2 separate regions of the Mus musculus genome follow, and region 2 is linked to region 1. The links are chromatin loops, found by intact Hi-C in ENCODE. Cell type or tissue: left cerebral cortex. All regions are shown on one strand.

Evidence for each region. Hi-C counts contacts between places; a loop is a spot of excess contacts. Peaks named below come from ENCODE experiments on the same cell type or tissue, not always from the same donor. Only the 100,000 strongest peaks of a DNase experiment are listed, where the experiment ranks them.
Region 2: it touches region 1 in a loop (2.6-fold over the local background); 14 of 42 quality-filtered maps call a loop at or near these places.

Annotation. Positions count from the first base shown.
Region 1 is chr10:61,647,702-61,650,201 of GRCm38, reverse strand. Ppa1 (pyrophosphatase (inorganic) 1) reads right to left here and starts at 1,581. Exons shown (of 11, transcript NM_026438.4): 1 at 1,411-1,581. The coding sequence starts at 1,474. In left cerebral cortex, a CTCF peak has its summit at 1,284; DNase peaks (open chromatin) are centred at 1,056 and 1,602; H3K4me3 peaks cover 1,775 bases; H3K27ac peaks cover 820 bases.
Region 2 is chr10:61,490,805-61,493,304 of GRCm38, reverse strand. All of the region lies in intron 2 of Lrrc20 (leucine rich repeat containing 20), which reads right to left. Among named protein-coding and RNA genes, the nearest start is that of D830039M14Rik, 15 kb to the right of the region's middle. In left cerebral cortex, a CTCF peak has its summit at 1,056 (motif pointing left); a DNase peak (open chromatin) is centred at 1,047.

The DNA.
Region 1 (2,500 bases):
AATGCTGGGATTTTAAGTTTATTTTGTCTAGGGCTGTATGCATAGTTGTCCTCTGCTCAAACTGGACTTTTTTTATCTGTCTTAAAGAGATTGGAAAATGTAACATTATTTTAAATAATTATTTCTATTAAGAATGGATGCTGTCAGGTGTGATGCCTGAACCTATCTATATCCTAGTACTTGGGAGGTTGAAGCAGGAGATCTCAAGTTTAAAACCAAGCTGAGCTAAACGGGAAAACACTATGGCCTCACCCACCACCACCCTCAAAAAAAAAAAAAAAAAAAAAAAGTGGAAAAAATACTCAGAAATTTATCCTTTTTAAAAAGTGCAAAGAGCGAGAACTAGTTAAATTACATAGTGGTACTAAATTTAGTGTTTCTTAAGTTCCAGAGAGCCCATTTGATAGACTTCAGCCTAATCCAAAGTCAAGGAGTGGCTTTGCTCTCTACCCACAACCATCAAATACTTACCACCAATACATTAAATACATTAAAAGCAGTGTGTTTATTCTGCACATATAGCTTGAAGACAATTCCCAGTGACCCAAAGGGTCACTTTAAAGGACACTGAAAAACCTGAAGCCAACACTATTTCCATGGCGAAGTTTCTGCTAGGCACTCTCTGTTCATTCTTTCAGGAATGTCTGTTTGCCCTGTCCTGAGATTGCTGCCCATCCCTTCTAAATAAACACAAAGAGGTTACAAACTGGAAGGGCCTTTGCTAACAGCATCGCAAACCTCTGTTAGCACCATGAATGTATGTATATACCTACAAGCTAAGGGCTTCCAGGAGAAACCCAGGTAGCTTGCAAGCACCTATCAGGAAAAGGTGACACACGTGGAAGGCCGATCGACTCCGCCTTTCTGAGTGCAGGGCAGGGGTTGGATGCGGGGGTAACTAGTGGGTTCCGGCACCAGGGTTAAGAACCTGGCTGTTCTCCCACCAGGTCCTTAGCTAGACGTCACCTGTCTGTCTAGGGAGGCAAAGCTTTCGGTTTCCTAGAAGCACTCCCGGCCATCAGGGCTTCAGAGAAGCCTCACCACAATAAGGCTAGTGCCGGGAAGACCTGGGCCTCAGTTTCCCATCTCTTACAACACCGGGGAGGACTCGATCCTGTTCGGCACCGAATTAAGGTCTTGAGGAAATCTCTGTCCTCCAGCCGGCGATCCTGAGGACAATCCTCTTAGGCGGTCGGTATCACCTCCGGGCACCTTCTAAGGGTGACTCAGTGGTTTCCTTTCCCCATGTGGCCCAAGTTCGAATGTGTGGAGGGAGCGCTCGCGGTGGGCACTGGGATGGCGGCCCTCGCTGGTCCCGCCGCCCGCCAGAGGGAAGGGGACGCGTCCGCCCGCCCGCCCGCTCGTTCTGGAATGAATGGGCGACCCGGCCCTCGGCCTCACGCCACTCACTGAGGAAGACGCGGTACTCGAGGGTGAAGGGCGCGGCGCGCTCCTCGCTGCTGAAGCCGCTCATGGTGTCGGAGATGCACCGCCGCCGCCGCTGCACAGCCACACAACCACACAGCCCAGACCCGGAGCCGCTGTACGGAGGAGAAAGCCCGCGCCTGCGTACCACGAGCTGGCCCGCCGGTCGCCGGCGCCGTGCCTTTAATGCGTGGGGCTCGCCTTGTACCCTGCCCCGCCCCGCCCACCCGCGCAGGCGCACTCTGCGCGACGCGCCTCCTCACGCCCCGCCCCCGGTTCGCAACCTGGGCCACGTGGCAGGCGCCGGCTGCCCTCTGGAAGCGGACTGCGGGTTGGCGGCTCCGCTGGGACAGAACGCTGGTTACTCTCCTGAGGCTTGCGGGTCGCTCACCTTTGATTTCTCTCTCTCAGGTCCTGCAGAGCAGTTCCTTATCTCGGAAGGCCTTGATAAGCCACCTGTTCCCCAGGCAGTCTTGTCTTTTCTTGTTTGGGTTTCTCATAGATCTTCATCTGCCTCCCAGAAGCTGGGAGTGTGCTACCAGCCCCCCACCCCCGGCCCAGGGCCATCTTCATTAAAGTTGAGAGTTTGGCTGACTGGGCTCTGAAAACTATAGGCTGTGACTAATGTTTTCCCAAGTGGTAGGCAATGGACAAATTTGCTTTTACTAATCTCCCTGATTCAGTTTCTCATCTGAATTGTTGGGTGGGTTCTGCTTGGACCAGACTCAAGCTGATTACTCCTGAACTCCCCAGATACCGCAGATTTCTCTCCCCACTCCAGATCCACTGGGACTTGAAATTGAAGCTCTGGGAAGACCCAGGAGTGTGCACAGAACCCCTTGAGGACGTTTCTCAGGAGTAGCTTCTCGGAGCTTGTTTTCCTAGTTCTATTGCACCACCCATTGAAGTCCAGGCTGTATCCCTCAGAGTGTGCTGTGGACGTTGGGAACTTTCACAGTCCTATAAGGTTGTGTGTGTGTGTCTGTCTGTCTTTGTGTATCACAACTCTAATTATAAGCCACATATAGCGTCTCACACCTGTAGCCCCAGACCTCAGGACGCTGACTTTCTGAGA
Region 2 (2,500 bases), 160 kb after region 1:
TCCAGGGATCCATCCCATAATTAGCCTCCAAACGATGACACCATTGCACACACTAGCAAGCGTTTGCTGAAAGGACCCAGATATAGCTGTCTCTCGTGAGACTACGCCGGGGCCTAGCAAACACAGAAGTGGATGCTCACAGTCAGCTATTGGATGGATCACAGGGCCCCCAATGGAGGAGCTAGAGAAAGTACCCAAGGAACTAAAGGGATCTGCAACCCTATAGGTGGAACAACATTATGAACTAACCAGTACCCCGGAGCTCTTGACTCTAGCTGCATATGTATCAAAAGATGGCCTAGGTTGGCCATCACTGGAAAGACATTTGGACATGCAAACTTTATATGCCCCAGTACAGGGGAACGCCAGGGCCAAAAAGTGGGAGTGGGTAGGTAGGGGAGTGGGGGGGGTATGGGGGACTTTTGGGATAGCATTGGAAATGTAAATGAGGAAAATACCTAATAAAAAATATTTTTAAAAAATTAAGTAGTTTCTGGGGCTGGAGAGATGGCTCAGCGGTTAAGAGCACTGACTGCTCTTCTGAAGGTCCTGAGTCCAATTCCCAGCAACCACATGGTAGCTTACAACCATCTGTTGTGATGAGGTCTGACGCCCTCTTCTGGGGTGTTGGGGTGTCTGAAGATAGCTACAGTGTATTTACATATAATAAATAAATAAATAAATAAATAAATCTTTAAAAGAAAAAAAAAAAAAGAAAGGAGTTTCTGCTGGGCGGAGTCTACTTGGGAGGCAGAGGAAGGAGAATCATCTCTGTGCAGTCCGAGGACAGCCTGGTCTACATAGGGAGTTCCAGGACAGCCTGGTCTACATAGTGGGATCATATCTCAAAATAAAAATAAAAATAATTATATTAAGTTTAAAAAGACGGAGGGAGGGAGGAGGAGAAGAGAGGGAGGGAAGGAAGCAAGCAACGAGTTTCCAGATCACGTGGTCCCTACAGGGGTCAGACAAGTACATATACAGGAAATGAGCTGGCCCAGGGAGGACTAAAACCCAGCAAGGGCCAGGCCGGCTGGTGACAGGGCGCCATCTGCTGGTAAGTGTAGGGAAAAGTAGCTAACAGCAGGTGAGCCTGGAAAAGGGAAGGGGAGGCCACGCCCCTTCTCTCCCTAACCTTCATCTCCCATCCTGAGGCTTGACCTCTCCCAACGCATGCTCACTTTGACCGCTTATACGCACCTGGAGGCTTCCGGGACAACCCACCTGTCCAGATCTCAGACACGCAAGGCAGCAGGGACTCTTGCACAAGCCTCTCATCCAGGTGCTGCTTGAGAGAACCTTGAACTTTCAGGGACATGGGGCCCATGAGCCCACGCATATTTGCCCAGCTCCCAGACAGTTCCAAGAGGAGGACCCGCAGAATTGGGTTTGGCTGGGGGGGGGGGGGTGCGGTAAATGATAAACTGGACTTCATCGAGATCACAAACATCTGTCTCTCAAAAGACACGGTTAGAAGGCTGAAAGACAAGTCAGAGCCCAGAAACTGAACTAGCAAAACACGTCTGGCCAGATATGATAGAGAACACATAGGACCCCAGCACTGAGGAGGCTGAGGCACCAGCAAGATGGCTCAGCAGATAAAGGCACTTGCCACCAAGCCTGATGAACTAAATTCACCCCTGGGGGAAGGAGAGAAGCTGATCTCTGACCTCGACATAATTACTCCGGCATACATGTGCCCCAACCAATAAATAAATAGAGAATAAATGTAACTTTTTTGGGGGGGATGTATCTTTCCATTTTATTTTTTTAATATTTTTTATTATTACGTATTTTCCTCAATTACATTTAGAATGCTATCCCAAAAGTCCCCCATACCCTCCCCCCTAAATGTAACTTTTAAAGAATGTATCTTTCTAGATCTGGGCAGGGTGGCACATGCCTTTAGTCCTAGCACTCAGAAGGCAGAAGCAAACAGATCTCATTGAGTTCCAGAATAGCGAGGGCTACGTAGACAGACACTACCGCAAGAGGGAAAAAAATCAAATATATCTGTATACAATACACACACACACATACCACTGACATATTTTCAAAACTTAGAGAAAACTCACTTATTTAAAATGGGTAACAGTGGAAGTTTGGAACACAGATTTCATCAGAGATGGACAGGTGGCGAAAAAGCACAAGAAAAGATTTTCAACATCATTTGTCATCAATACAGAACTGTAAATAAAGCAACAAGAGGTGTTGTCTCACCCCTGAACTGAAAACTACACTGAGTGCTAAAGAGATCTGACTTGAAAAGGGCCATTCCACAGTCAAACCACCTCACCCCTGCATAGTCAACCTCACTCACCCCTGCATAGTCAAACCTCACTCACCCCTGTGCTCACCCCTGCATAGTCAAACCTCAATCACCCCTGCATAGTCAACCTCACTCACCCCTGCATAGTCAAACCTCACTCACCCCTGTGCTCACCCCTGCATAGTCAAACCTCACTCACCCCTGCATAGTCAAACCTCACTCACCCCTGCA